Regions from separate parts of the Homo sapiens genome. Here regions 1 and 3 are each linked to region 2. Evidence: chromatin loops called from intact Hi-C (ENCODE). Cell type or tissue: endothelial cell of umbilical vein. All regions are shown on one strand.

Evidence for each region. Hi-C counts contacts between places; a loop is a spot of excess contacts. Peaks named below come from ENCODE experiments on the same cell type or tissue, not always from the same donor. Only the 100,000 strongest peaks of a DNase experiment are listed, where the experiment ranks them.
Region 1: a loop joins it to region 2, with 5 times the contacts of the local background. A loop is called at or near these places in 4 of 110 quality-filtered maps.
Region 3: it touches region 2 in a loop (6-fold over the local background); 2 of 110 quality-filtered maps call a loop at or near these places.

The regions. Positions count from the first base shown.
Region 1 is chr19:34,771,007-34,776,006 of GRCh38, forward strand. ZNF599 (zinc finger protein 599) reads right to left here and starts at 2,209. Exons shown (of 4, transcript NM_001007248.3): 1 at 1,818-2,209. The coding sequence starts at 1,835. It overlaps LOC124904696 (a long non-coding RNA gene), which reads left to right and starts at 2,341. Exons shown (of 2, transcript XR_007067234.1): 1 at 2,341-2,688; 2 at 3,261-3,683. RefSeq lists a silencer at 1,860-1,919 and an enhancer at 2,030-2,139. In endothelial cell of umbilical vein, no CTCF peak of the experiment used is centred here; a DNase peak (open chromatin) is centred at 2,235; H3K4me3 peaks cover 1,078 bases; H3K27ac peaks cover 338 bases.
Region 2 is chr19:34,959,842-34,964,841 of GRCh38, forward strand. ZNF792 (zinc finger protein 792) reads right to left here and starts at 4,388. Exons shown (of 4, transcript NM_175872.5): 1 at 3,789-4,388; 2 at 1,027-1,153; 3 at 394-516. The coding sequence starts at 3,821. It overlaps LOC124904699 (a long non-coding RNA gene), which reads left to right and starts at 3,585. Exons shown (of 2, transcript XR_007067236.1): 1 at 3,585-3,832. RefSeq lists silencers at 3,730-3,779, 3,890-4,149. In endothelial cell of umbilical vein, no CTCF peak of the experiment used is centred here; DNase peaks (open chromatin) are centred at 2,760, 3,320 and 4,290; H3K4me3 peaks cover 3,085 bases; H3K27ac peaks cover 2,836 bases.
Region 3 is chr19:34,731,523-34,736,522 of GRCh38, forward strand. It overlaps ZNF181 (zinc finger protein 181), which reads left to right and starts at 2,721. Exons shown (of 4, transcript NM_001029997.4): 1 at 2,721-3,524. The coding sequence starts at 3,516. RefSeq lists silencers at 1-48, 2,754-2,803, 2,904-2,963 and enhancers at 1,569-1,628, 1,846-2,363, 2,084-2,473. In endothelial cell of umbilical vein, no CTCF peak of the experiment used is centred here; DNase peaks (open chromatin) are centred at 2,399, 2,659 and 2,999; H3K4me3 peaks cover 1,714 bases; H3K27ac peaks cover 1,211 bases.

The DNA.
Region 1 (5,000 bases), 190 kb before region 2:
CGTCGGCTCATGCCAGTAAGTACTTTGAGAGGCCAAAGTGGGAAGACTGTTTGAGTTCAGGAGTTCGAGGCCAGCCTGGGCAACACAGTGAGCCCATCTCTACAAAAAATAAAAAAAATTAGCTGGGTGTGGTGGCACACACCGATAATCCTAGCTACTCAGGAGGCTCAGTGGGGAGGATTGCTAGTGAGCTGCGATGGGGCCACTGCACTCCAGTGTGAGCAACAGAGCTAGACCCTCTTTCAAAAAAAATAAATAAATAAAAAATGTAGGCTTTTATGCTCGACATACTGGATTGTTTCTGTTACTTATGAGCTATGCAACCTTGGGTAGTTAATCTGAGTCTCCGGTTCCTCTTCTGTAAAGAAAGGAAAATGAAAGAATTTTACTCTGAGAAGAAGGGCGTTAAATAAGGTAATACACAGAAACTGCCTCTCAGCACATTATCAATGCGCTCAGTGAAGACCAGCTACTATTTGTTGCTGTTAGTATTTTTCCTATTTGCTCCTGTCGCACCCTAGGAGAGCTCAATGCAGCACACATCCAGGAGCAGCCTTGCAGAGATCTGGCGACAATGTGACAGAGAAAATCGTCCAATGAGCTTGGCATGTGCAGGAGAGAAGAATGGCAGGGGGAGTGTCCTGGTGGATTGGGCAGTGACTTTGCAGCCATGGTGGGGTATGGGGTGGGGTTGGGTTAGATGAAATCTAAGTAGGATGGGAGCCCCAGAGGATAGAATCTCATTCATTAATCACTTATCGACTAAGTGGTACAGGCCCAGAACAGAATAGTTTTGGGCCTGGGGATGAAAAACAGAACAGAAGCTGACATTCTGGGGTTGGGGGACAGATCCTCAGCAATAAACAATCAAGATAAAGTCAGAAGACTCTAGAAAACAACACAAGAGTGAGAAGACCACAAAGACTGGGAGAGACTTTACATGATGCAACCAGGGAAGCTCTCTCTGAAGAGACCCTGGAACAAGGTTAGATTGAAGTTAGAGAACAGACCAGGTGAGGAAAAATGAATAGACAACTCCTGAAGGTGATCAGAGCTACGAGGAGTAAACAGTGTGACATGCTGGAGAGTAACTTGGGGCCTTATGTGCTCACACTCCAAGAGACATACATTCATGTACACTGTCATTAATGAATATTGTGCTGGATTTGCTTTTCAAATACAAGAGCATGTGTTAAACAGAAGCACGGATTCACTGCTGTTAGGCGGCAAGCCAGATTCATTTGTAATAAACAGACGGCATCTGCAAAGATAAATCCAATGAGCTTCTTGTCTTCTAGCCTCCTGCCAAAAATGCTGCTCCCGCCTCACCTCTTGCCCTCGAGGCTCTCATTCCCTCTCCCAGCTTTTGGTAGGGCCAGACTTCCGCTGGAATGATCCCCTAAAACAACAGCAGGACCTAGAGAGTCCTTCTTCAAAGACGGCACCTAGAGTGATGCTCTCCGAGCAGTGAAAGACAGGACCCACGTCACAAGCGTACCCTCTCCAGCTCCCTCCACAGAGAAAATTACTGAGACTCGCATTTTAGACCCGAGGGAATGGAGGCCGAGGGCAGCGAGGCGACAGCTCCAGGTTAGAGCCAGAGACAGGGACCTCTCCTTACAACTCCTGTCCTGGATTCAGGACCCTGGGTAGGAAGTGATTAGCCCTGCCCTCTCACCTCACCCTCTCCCGGGATCTCCATAACCTAGGGCATCAAAAGGGAGAAGCACAGAGTCCCGGCATCCGCCGTATTACAGCGGATGGGTGCATGCGGGCGGTGACCCGAGCTCGCGCGGGCTGCGGAACCCTCCACTCACCAACGCCGGCGCCGCCATGGGCCCAGGGGGCTGGGTGAGGCCGTGAGAGTCGGCGAGGAAGCCGGTCCTGCGGGCTCGGCCGACCCCGGGCTCCGGCTCTGGGCTGCGAGGGACCTCAGTCCCCGCCGTCGTGTAAAATGCACACAAGGTTCGCGGCGCCGCCTCTGCGCGCCGTGAGGACACAGGGCTGTCGCCAAGGCCCCAGGAAGGGTTTTGCAGACGCTTGTGGGGGTGGGATCGCGGCTGACATAAAAGCGTGTAAGTGGGTCCTATCCTCCTCACTGTCCGTCTCTACTCGGTCTCGAAAAGTGGCCCCTGTCTGGCGTTCTACCCAGTGTAGCGTTGGCAACCACAGCAGCCGCAACCTAACGGCGGACGAAGACTGGACGCCGGAAGTCCCGCCCACGCCGCTACGGGAACGCCCCTCTGCGCCTTCCGTCTATGGCTTGGGGTCGGCTTCCGTCCCTTGTAGCACTGCCTTCTGGGTAATGTAGTTTGACGGAATCCGGGTGGTACCTGGAGCGCACTTTCTGTTCTCGGTGAGGCGGCTTCTCAAGGCTCCCAAGAAAGGGATTGGCTTCACCTCTTCTTAAAGGAGAGGCACACAGAGTTCCGTGGAAATTATCTGAGGCAATGACCCACTCTCAAATGTCTCTACCAGGCAACTCACGCCTTGACTTTCCTCCCTGTGTATCCCTGCGCCAGCAGTTCATCTCTCTGAGCCTTGAGATGGAGATTCCTAAGGAAAATGAAGATAATTATTTAATATGATAATATTAAAATTTCCCCTATCAGTAATTTTCAGATGACATCAGCATTACCTGCGAATTTGTTACCAATGCAAGTTCTTAGTCCCCACCCACTGAATCAGGTACTCTGGGGGGTGGGACCCAGCCCTCTGCTTAACTTGTCCAGGAAAAGTGGATGCTGCAAAACATTTGAGAACCAGACTCTTTAAATTCCAGTAAATAAATGAGACAAAGCCACCTGTTTGGTGGGAAGTAACTAAGAATTGCTTAGCACTGGGCCTGGAACATACCGATAAGAACATAAGAGCTATTGCTGTCATTATTAATATTCTGTATTATTGGCAACATCATCACAATACACTGCTAGGGGAGGGTCTGAGATACTTCTTTGCAGACTCTGATATTTGTCAAAACAAATACGTTGACTGATTCAACAGGAGCCTCATGAATACTGTTTAAATTTTACATAATAATACGTTGCAGCATTTGGCGTATGCATCTTTTTAAAACGGTATATGCAGGAGGGTTTCCTAATATACAGGTAGACCTATTGCCCAAGGGATACTTTCTTACATGATTCAAAACTTAGGATCACTGAGACTAATTACCTGCAGCCCTAAGGGAAGAGTGGAGTTGACATGGTTTCTAGTTTGTGATGTAAGATGGCGTGTCACTGTTCATCTCTAATTCACAGCAACCAGGATCTGACCCCTCCCCATCTGCCCCTCCAGCCCCCAGGGAAGCCAGAACCAGGCACAAACCAGATGGCCCAGCTTATGCCCAGCAACTCAGGGTCACCAGATCTTGTCTCATCAAGACACTTTCAGCCCACCACCCAAACCTGTAGCCCACATGAAGAGGGCAATAATCCTGGACACTGTGAAAAGTAAAAGCATTACATCCAAAGAGGCATCCCCAGGATGGAGCAGAAATAAGAAAACATAATGAAGACACAATTTTGCAATCACTTCTGCCTATATTCCATGGCCTACAAACCACTCAAATAGCTCCACATGTAAGAGAAGCCAGGATGTGCTGTCCTCCAGAGCATCCAGAAAGAGATAATGGGACTGATAAGTCCTTGGCCATTTTCTAGTAAAATCTATTAATTTAGTCATCAGATTTCCATTCTATTATTTATCCTATACATTCTACACTCTCACATGCTTCTTAATGCGAGAAGCCAAAATCTGCATGCAGTCTCTGACCTCATCTGAATGTTAAGATCTCAGGGTGATATGTTATGCATCTAGTCCAGATTTTGGGTGGGGATGCAGCCAAACCATATAATATTATGGGGCCTGTTGGGAGGTGACTGGATCGTGAGGGTAGATTTCTCATGAATGATTTGATGCCATCCCCTTGGTGCTATTCTTGAGATAATGAGTTTTCTCAAGATCTGACTGTTTAAAAGTGTGTGGCATCTTCCCCTCACTCTCTCTTGCTCCTGCTCTCACCATGTGCTACACTGGCTCCCCCTTTGCCTTGCACCATGATTGGAAGCTTCCTGAGGCCTCACCAGAAATTGAGCAGATGCTAGTGCTATGCTTCCTGTACAGCCTGCAGAACTGTGAGCCAAGTAAACCTCTTTTCTTTGTAAATTACCCAGTCTGGGGTATTCCTTCGTAAATTACCCAGTCTCAGGTTTTCCTTTACAGCAAAGCAAGAACAACCTAACACATTTACCAACTTATGAATGGATAAACAAAATGTGATATATCCTTATAACAGATTATTCAGCCATAAGAAAAGACTGCAGTGCTGATATACAATACAGCATGGAGGAACACTGAAAACATGTAAGTGAAAAAATCAGCTACAAAATAACCACACAGTATATAATTCCATGTATATGAAGTGTGCAGGATAGGCAACTCTATAGAGGTTGAAGGTAGATTAGTGATTGCTTAGGGATGGTGGGTAGTGGTGGGACAGCCGATTGATATCTAAGGGATATGGAGTTTCTTTGTGAAGTGATGAAATGTTTTAAGAATAACTGTGGGGGATAGTTGCACATATATTTAAATATGTTAAAACCACTGAATTATGTATTTTGAACGTGTGATTTATATGGTAAGTGAATTATATCTCATGAAGGCTTTTTAAACAAAACAACACTGCTGTAACTTAGACCAAACCAAAGTTTGTGTCAAATCCTGCTATGTAATATTTGTTACATTTTATAGTCTAAAATCTAAGCTTTATTTATGAGGATACTCACTTCATTGCTGAGGTGTGTCAACAAAACATATTAGTAAATTTATACGAACAAAATATTAGACCTATTACTGCGAAAATACAAAACTTGGAAATAGGAAAATTTCTTTAAAAAGAATCCTATTTAGAGTCAAGGGAAGTTATGAAACACATCAAGGAAATGAGTAGTTGCTAAATATTGAGTTAATATGTTATACATTCCTTCTCAGTGATTACA
Region 2 (5,000 bases):
TTTTGGCAGGGCCTGGGCTGCTGGTAACCTGTGAGGGCTATGCAGTGAGAGCATCTAGACCCAGCAAAACCTGCAACTGAGTAGCTGGTGTTCAAGCACATCAAGGAAAAGCACGTATCTCACAACACATTAAGTGTAGGCCAGTGTTGGAAAGTGCCGCAGAGGAAGCTGAAAGAGAGAAACGGAGGCCAGAAAAGTGGGGCACAGCCAAGGGGCCCAACTCAGAATAATAATGACAAGTAGATAATGTGTCAAGCACGGGGAAGGAAAAGCAGAGACGTGGTCTGGCTACTGGCATTGGTATCAAATGATGATGAATAGGAGAGAAGATGCTGGTATGATGTAAACACAGTGGTGAAGTCACATCCTCCCCTAGCTCCCATCGCTGCTTACCAGAGCCAGGCCTGCCATAAGCCCCTCTGGCCATGGCTGATGTCATATCCACACTGTCAGGCACCCAGGGCTCTTTCCCCATCTCCAACTGGGAAACGATGTGGGACCTGAAAGATATAAGTCCTAAGGGAAAGACAGAGTGGGTCAGTGGCCAGCACCTGCCCAGTTGAACTACCCCATGATAGACTACAAGACAGGAAGCTCCGTATGACACAGGGACATTGGGTGGTCACGGCAAGCAGTAACCACATCAGTGATTGGAATTCCTGGCACAGTCAGGCTTAGGAAATATTAGCAAGAGGAAAGGCACAGAATCTAAACCACAGAACTGTCAGATCTGGATAATCACCCAGGAGGGAATGGCCGAGTCAGAGGTAGTCACACAGCTAACCGCAAGACCCCTCATGCCTGGAGCTTCCCTGCAAGGCTTCAGGCAGCAGGTGTGGGGGCAGCTCAGGGAGAGGAGGGAACAATGCACATAGCTCAGCCCCAGAAGCCACAACACACATACCAGGAAAGTGGGGATGGAAGCAGTGCCAGCGGTCTGGCTGTGGGAAGGAAAGAGCTGTTTCTTGGGCAAAGGGGACAGGCAGAGAGGAGCTCGGGACACCGGGGTAGGGGTGACAGCCTTACCCAGCGAGGCTATAAGTGCAAAGTTTTCCAGCATCACATCGCAGTACAGGAGTCTCTGAGCCTCATCGAGGAGCACCCACTCCTCCTGGGAGAAGTAAATGGTCACGTCCTCAAAGGTCACGCAGCCCTGCCATGATGGGGACAGTTCGTTCCATGATCAGTCTCTGTCCTTGGGACTCCCTATCCATCCCCTGCTCACTCTCCTCCCCAGCTCCACAGCTCCAGGAGGTAGCAGGCCCTGGTTCTGTGGGCGCCTCATGTGACCACTGTGTCAGCCCGCAGCAGCAACAGGCAGGGTGCAGAGAGGCACCCTCTAAGCTCTGGGCCTGAAGTCCAGGGCCCAGCTCGCTCTTCTGCCAGCCTCTTCCCCTAGTGTCACCAATGTCATGCTTCTCAGATACAAATGTGGGCTTCTCCTTTAAACCCCAGTCCAGAGCCCTGGGGTGAACAGCTCATACTCCCTCCCACGTGCGTTTCACTCTTTGGACTGCACCACCCTCACAGCTCCAGACCTTCACCACGGCCTCCCATTGCCACTGCTACCTTCTCCCCATCCTGGCCCCTATCCTAGCCATCTCCATGGGCTCCCACGAGTCACTCTGCACATGGCATCCAGAGAGTGCCTGGCAAACATAAGCACCATCCCAGCCTGCCCCAGACCTTTGATGGCCTCCACTGCCAAGGGCAACACCCAGGTAAGGGGGAGAGGGAGCGCTCCACCCTTGCCTTGGAGCCCCCTAGCTCCCCTGGCCTGGCTTCAACCTAAGCCACCCACGGCACACATGGATGTCACATACACTTGGCCTTCTTTGTTGCACATTCTGACCCTGTCATCACTCACACTCATTTAAAAAAGAAAAAAAAAGCCAACCCCTCTGGCCATCCTACCCCCACCCACCTAAGCCCAGCAACTCTGCCAACTGACTCCTCTTGCCCCAAGCTAATTCCCCAGCCTGAGGACAAACCCCATCAAGGGTCACCACAGAAGCCTGGTGAGAACATAGGTGAGTGTGTAAGCACCAGCCCAGGCCTCACTGCAATATTACCTCCTCTACTGCTAAGCCTCAGCATCCATCTCATTCATGTCTACACTCTTTGGGATGATCTGGCCACCTGCCAGACCCTCTGATACACCCACATAGCCCCTCCATCACCACCATGACCACTACTGTTCCTCACCTGTCTTTATGATGCCAAACAAGCCACAGTCCCCAAGCAAGAACCCTGCTCTCAGTTTTCCAGCCCCACCTTCCTCTTTTTTTTAACATCATTGTCACCATGACCTGAAGTTTCACCTCCTAAATCTCACACACAGCTACACTCCCGTCCACACACCAGATGTCACATTTTGGATGTTTCTAACTGTTGAAATAAACAAAGACCAATGAAATGAGAAAAGCCAAGGCTACTTACTCAAAGCTCACTATAGCAAGAGAGACTCAATGCAAGCCGGGAGTGGGAGAGTTTTATAGCAAAAGAAAAGGAAGGCTTCAGGCGTGCCCTGGTTGGAGGCTCCTGTTCGTAGGTGGGTGAACTAGAAGTGGGCATCCTATGTGATTGGTTAGGGTGCGTATCTGCCTTTCTCTGGTTGTTCTTAAATCAGAAGCAGGAGCAAAAATGAGGAAAGCTGTCTGTTATTAATCAAACCCTGGCCATTTGGGACTGCTCATTACAGAAGTTATTGTTTTTACTTCCTGGATTGTCAGTCCAGATAGCAATCTGGCTTCCTGTGGGTCTGACAGACAGCAGGCTGGCTTCCTGCTGTATGGGTTGTTTATTGTAGATAAGGGGGTTGGTTTCCTGGGCAGGTTCTGGGGCAGAGTTCTATTTGTATACATGATCTGGCCATTGTTCGAATGAATATCCAGTCTCTCATTACCTTAACAACTCCCTCAGAACACCCGAACTGTGTGTTCAGCGGCCCACTCTTCAACTCCATTTGGGGGTCTCTGGGACATCACAGGCTCAACTTGGCCAAAACCTAACTTCTACTGCTTCCATGGAAAATTCCTCCTAAAACCAACTTCTCAGTTCATAAAGCTGGATTCATCAAACCAAAAACCATGGATTCTTCCCTCCTCTTTCTCACCCTCCACATCGGAAAATTTGGTCAGCTTGACTTAAAAGACATCAAGTTCCCAATCACTTCCTCTACCTCCAGTCCTCACTCTGGTCCGGCCAGCCGCAGCACTGGCCTGGGCTATTCCATTAGGCTACTCCTTGGCATCCCTGCTTGCGGCTCACTCCATATTCAGTTCTCCACTGTGCATCCACAGGGAGCCTGTTAAGACCTGAGTCACAGCATCTTCCTCCTCTGCCCTAAACCTTCCATGGCTCCCAACACCCTCAGAACAGAGGCCCAGCTCTGCCGTTCTGAGCTGTCTTCAGCCCACCTGCTCTCTGGTTCCAGCAGACATAATATTAATAACACTGACCTGGGTGGGGTTCCTTGAACACTCCCAACTCAGTCTCCACACCGTGCCCCACCCCACCCCCAAGCTTTTGCGCACGCTGGTTCCTGTGCCTACAAAGCCCTTTCTCCCTCCATCCCATTACATTTCAGCAACGGAAGCCACTTTATATAAACCCTGCCCTGATTCAGGATCCTAGCTGGGAGCAACTCCCTTCCAGGGTCCCCTGACTCAAAAGCAAGGAAATGGGAAAGGCGAAAAGTCCTAGAACAAAGCCATCTTTTGCGTCTCAACACCGAGAACAGAAGCGTGGGGGGCCGACAGCGAAGGGCCTAACGTCCAAGCACTCACCTGCGCGGGGTCCCGCAGCGCCGCCGCTGCCATCGGAGTCTGTGGTCAGAGCAGGGCCCCACGGTGCGGGAAACCACGGGGCGGGGGTAGGGGGTCTCGCAGGCTGAGGCTACCACCCACCTGGCCGTGCCCCAGACGAGGTGTGACCCCGGGCTGAGGGTCGCACTCCTAGCCTCAGTCTCCCCCGTGCAAAATGCGCAAGGGGCCCGGGGCGCAGGCTCCGGGGGCGCCGAGAGCGCGCAGCTCCGCTGGGTACCCCCGTTGCAAGGGGTCACGGCTGGTGCAAAGGCGCGGAGGGGGTCCCGGCCTCACTGTCCCCCTCGCGGTCCGGGAAAGCCGGCGGGGCAGCTTCACGGGCGTAGCCCCAGCCGCCCCGCCCCCAACTCGGGGTCCCCAGCTCCTGGGGACTCAGCCTCCCCGCCGGGAAATGACCTGCGAGGCTGCAGTGCAGGAAGTTCCGGCCCCCACCGTGGCGGCCGGGAGAGTTGCCCTCTCCCGTACTGTCATTGGCCTGGCGCCAGCCGCTGGTGCACAGGCAGGGCCTGGGGATCGCGAGTTTCTGCCCAGCCTCTCGTCAGGCTGAGGGTCCAGGGCGGGAAGGAGAGCGGATCTCGTCGGGTCTCCACCGCCGCCGCCTGCAGCCCTCGGGCCTTCCCCTTAAAGGGGCCGCTCCCGAGCCTGCAGCCGCCCGCGCTAAACCCCGCCCACCCTCCGAGGTCCAGGAGGAGAGCCCCAGTGCTCTTCCTGCGCGTGTGGGCATCGGCCAGCCGCTTCACCCCTAAGGGACCTAAATTCACACTGGAAAATGGGGATAGTACCCAATGGGCGGGGTCTTTGCGTTGTAATATTAAATGTCGCTCTGATTCAGGGCTTCTCAAACCAGCAACATCAGCATCACCTGGGGACTGGCTGAAAATGCAGGTTCTGGGGCAACAACTTAAATCTAAGGACTCAGAAATTCTGGGGATGGGATTCAGCCTTCTCTACTTTTTGCGGGGGGGGCGGGGGGGATGGGTCTCGTTCTGTTGTCCAGGCTGGAGTGCAGTGGCCTGATCATAGCTCACTGCAGCCTCCATCTCGGGCTCAAGCTATCCTCCTGCCTCAGCCTACCAGGTAGATGGGATACAGGCGTGCACCATCATACACAGCTAATTTTAAAATTTTTTGTAGAGACTGGATCTCCCTGTGATGCCTAGGCTGGTCTCAAACTCC
Region 3 (5,000 bases), 230 kb before region 2:
CACAAGGAAGCTGGCTGAAGGCCAGGTGCCTGTGCCTTGACTGAGGGACACGGCTCAGGTCAGTTTGCTCCATGACTCCTGGGACCCTACAGACCCCACTCCGTGTTCTCCTGCAGCCCAGTGCACAGCACGCTGCTCTGCTGTGCCAGGTTGTGTTGTGTTGAGTTGTGCTGTGTCATGTGCTGTGTCACTGTTCCTGCAGACTCCCTGTCCGGGAGCTCTAGGGCCCTGACCTCTAAGAAGCCCCAGCCCCGAGCCAGCCTCAGGCAAGGTCTGCATCCCTGCTGCCTCCGCTTCCCTGGCTCAGCCTTGAAGCTCCCGCTGACCCCTCTGCCACTCACCAACCACCCATCACCCCCTACTTAGAGGCCAGGAAGCAGCAGGGGTCGTTTCCCCCTTCTCTTCACCCTTTCTCTCTTCCCTCCATTCTCCAGGACATACAACTCCAACAGAAACCAGAAATCCTGCAAATGCCCTGACCCACCCACCAACCCCAGGGCACCTCCTGCCCAGGTATTTGGCACAGGGGATGCCCTCACACCGACCCCATCATGTGCCCTCGTGGCCCCGAGGCTGTAGCATGGGATGCCTGTCTGGCCCTGGACCTGCCCTGGGCCCTGCCCTCTGCCACCGCTCACAGGACAAACCCAAACAATTGCTGTCCTCCCTCTGAAATGGTGGTCATGGGGGTGCAGGGAAGGCCTCACGTCCCTCCTGTGCCCAGGCCCCTCACCCCAACACTCTGGCTGGCTGCATCTGCTGCCCAGAGCCCTTGGTCACCAGGCGTGCAGCCTGGACCACGCTGATGGCAAGGGAGGCCCTTCCTAAGCCTAGAGGTGGTCTAAACCTTCATGGAACTGCTGGTCACAGTGCCAGCCAGAGTCCCAGGTGACGCTGAGATAGCTCAAAGTGGTGCATGGGAGATGTCTGATATCAACCCTCTCCTGGAGGTAGATGATGTCTCCAGCCTGGTGACTTCCCTGGCCTCCAGCCACCACCACCCCCAGTGTCCCCAAGGCTGAAGGTGCAAGCTTGCCCTGGCCCTGGTCCTGGCATAGAAAGTGCACGATCTGGTCATGTCATGCAGGTGAGGATACTTGTGTGCCAGGTAACCTCAGGCAGGCATGGTGGCGCTTGTGGGGCAATCCTGTAACCTGCAGTGTGGTGGGTGGGATGGGTGTGTGTGACACAGGCAGGAACTACTCCTGATGGCAGCTGACGACCCACATGTGTACTGGGTGGGTGCCAATGGGAGTAGCAGGTGAGTGGCTGAGCACAGGCAGGTGAATGAGTGACAGCTACACAAACCCCACCACTGAGCACGTCCCTCCCAGGGCAAAGCAGATCAGATCACAGGCCCAGCCCTGGGAGGCCCAGAGGAGCCTCAGGTCCTCAGGAAGGCTCCTGGCCCTCTTCGCCCTAGGAGGACCCCCCCCCCGCCCCAAGCCGGCTCCACCTGTAGCTGTGGGCGTGGGAGGGAGACAGAGCGCTCTGGCGGCCAGAGAAGGAAGGAAGATGGAGGGAGGGCGGACTTCTGCTCCCTGACGCTGCTGCTAGGCCCCCTGCGGCCCTCCTGGAGCCCACACCTTTCAGCTGCAGTCTCCCAGCCTTCGTCCCCAGGACGAAGCCCACTAAGCCAGTGCTTTTCCACTGCAGCTGGCTGTTCCGCTTGGGGAGGGTTCCCAGATTGTGCAAAGTGAGGAAGGGTCCCCTGTCCCTGCCCCGCAGGGCCCCCACTCCAGGCCTCCCCCATCTCTCCCTGTCTCTCTCAGAGGTAGAGGCAGCATTAAATTAAAATTTAATTAAAATATTAAAAATAAAGTAAAAAATTCAAATATACAACAGTAGACTGTCTGGCTTGCATACAAAGAAGGCCATTGCCCCTTTGGGTGAGCCGGGCAAGGTCAGGGTCTAAGAAGCGCCTCTGGTGAGAAGCGGTTGTCAGGCTCTGATGGCTGCGGGAGGAGTGACTCCTCCCAGGATGAGGGTCTGTGTCCTCTCAGTGCTCACTCAAGTTCCGTATTTCCAAGTCCTTCCAGGGGGCGTAACGCACGTGAGAACTGCCATTTCTGTCACAGATACGTGGCCGCATGCATTTCCAGGAAATGTCCTTGGTTCGCGAACTACAGCTGGCACAATCCAGCCCAGGGCGTTCTGTGAGCTGTAGTCTCCAGCAAGTGAATTCCAAAAAAACCTCAAAGACCTCAAAGACCATACAGGGTGGACAGCGTAGTAGCAGGGTTTGGGAAGAGAGGAGCTCTTTTGCTAGCAAAGGCGAGAGCTCGCCTGGTACAAGGTCTGCCCACGTCCCGGGAGATAAACATTAGTGTGAGCGCACGCTAGACCCAGAAGAGTTTGCCACGGCCGCACGGTTTTCTGGGAAGTGTAGTTTCTTGGTCCCGGCGCCATTGTCCTTAAAAGTAGAGGGTGGCCCTTGGTTCCGAGGTGTATCTTTCACCTCATCAGTATGACTATATGCCCCAGGACACTTCCCGCATGGTCCTAACTGCCGGGCTCTGGGACGACAGCCCCAGGCGGTTTAGTTTTTTAGGAAACCGAGATCTGTTTGCCCGCGGCGCCCCAGGTCCGCGCGGCCGCAGAGACTCCTGGGAAGTGTGGTCTTCCGGTACCTGCGGTTCGTTGCGCCTGGAATTTTGTCCCCTGCGCGGATGATTCTGGGAAATGTCGATCGGCTGTGGGCGGCGCACTGGGTCCGCCCCGCTGTAGCCTCAGGCCTGACGGCGACTCCCAGGCTCCGGGACGATTCTGGGCAGTGTCGTCCCCAGAGGTCGGCGGCCGTTGCCCGCTCACCAGCGACGCGGGGCGCCTGCGGGGACGGTGAGGCCCTGCTGAGGACTCCGGCCAGTATGAGTCCCGGGGGCGGCGGCGGGGCTCAGGCCCTGGGTCTGCCCCGCGGTGTGACCCCGGCCGGTGCCTTGGTTTTCCTGGCCTTCATGTCCTCCTATGTAAACGCGGGGTGATGACGGCGCCGACCTCTTGGCGCTGTTGTGAGAGTGAAGTGGGCGCGTGGTTAGACGCCAGCCACAGTTGTCTTTGGGTTATGTCGTCATGAAGCCGGCGCTCTACAGTTGTGTAACCTTGAACAAATGGGTTCAGTATCTTGGAATTTCAGTTTTGTCATCGTTTAAAAAATAGATCTGGAAAAATGTGAACGCACACCGTGCATAGTGGTGAAGACTGAACGAGCTGATAAAGTTTTTACCATTGTTTTATGAGGATTTTATTTACAGAGTAATTGATTTTCCTCGCAGGTGGCACCTGGTAAATGGTTAGCCCTTGCGGAGAAACACCCTGTTAGTTCCCAGGGAGAGATTGGCGCCCTGGAGAGTGATTACCAGTGTGCCTTTCCATTATGGTGTGTCACAGGTGCCGCAAGATAAGCCTGATTTTTCATGACTGCTTTTTCCTGCCCTTCTGTGCCCTCAGGACACTGCCCATCTCTAAGATAAGAGCCTGGAAAGAGGACTCTGTTGGCTGTTGGAAATTGCAGAGTAATGCCTCAGGTAGGTCGGTGTGTCCGCAAATCTTCCTGAAACACTTTATCAGGACTGTGTGTTTGCTTTGCTTCTCCTGCCTGTTCCCACCTAACCAAGTCCATTTAAGGGACTGGATCCATGGTTCCTTTCAGTATAGGAAGGACGGAGCCCACAGGAGAGCTCCAAGGTATTATCCTCCTCACCCAGTGTTCCTCTTTTCTACAGTTTTCTGCTAGAAGACTTTCTAGTCTTGCCAACATTTTAAAACTGTAATTCACAATGCAACTTTGGAATGTAAGGTTATTCGGTTTATGGTTGTCAAAACTGTACCATGTGGTCTCAAGTGAAGAGATGCTTGCAGTCATCCTTGATTCTTCCCTTTGACTTATACCTATATTCAGATCCTCTAGTTGGAGCTAAGCTATACACTGTATACAGAATCTGACCATTAGTTACCCCAGCACTACCACCACCACTACCACCCCGGTAGTGATAGCAATAAAGCCACCTGGATTATTGCGGTAGCCTCCTAGCTGGATTCCCTGCATCTGCCCTTAACCCTCATCAGTCTGTTCTCAGTACAGCTGTGACCGTGGTCCTATTGTTACATAAATTCCTGTCATTCCTCAACCTATAATTTTTCAGTGGCTCTAACTGAGTCACTTCTGCAATGACCTATTTGTACAATTAGGCCATTACCTTTCTGATCCCACCTTCCTTCTCTGCCTCCTCATTCCTGTGAGCTCTAGCCACTGTCACTAGTTGCTGTGCCATCGACGTGGAATATTCTTCCCCCACATACGCACAAACTTGCATCCTTATCTTCTTCGTGTGTTTGTTCCGTGGTTACTTTCTCAGAAAAGCTTCCCTGAATGGCTATTTGCAATCGCAGTCACCTTCCCTCGCCTAGCACTTCCACTCCTCCATCACTGCTTTGTTGTTTTCCACAGTGTGTGTCACTCACTAGCTGATGTACTGTATGTTCAGTATATGCACATGCTCATTGTCTGTTCCTGGTGGGAGGAATCTTTTTTCTTTTTTGTTGTCTGTTATAGCTTCAGTACCCAGAGGGTTACCTGGCACCAAATAGATGCTTAGTAAGTAATTGTGGAGTGAATAAGATGAGTAATGACGAACTGGTGGGGCAGAATCATGGCATGGAAGGTGAAGCTTGCATAGGAGGGGATGTGAGTAGCAGATGTACATGTTGGGTGAAGTCTGTTTTCTTGGAGAAGTTAGATAATTAGAATTGAAAAACTGGTGTGGTGGTACATGCCTGTTTTTCCAGCTATTCGGGAGGGTGATGAGTTGAGAAAATTTCTTGAACCCTGTGGTGTGCGGCTGCAGTGAGCTATGATTATGTCACTGCACTCCAGCCTGGCGGCAGAGCAAGAAAAAAGTAACAGCTAAAGTGAACTAATGCCAAAATCATTCATTGGTTCATCTTCTAAACACTTAGGAAGTATCTGTTAGGAAAAGTTGTACATGGATTTTGGTGTACAC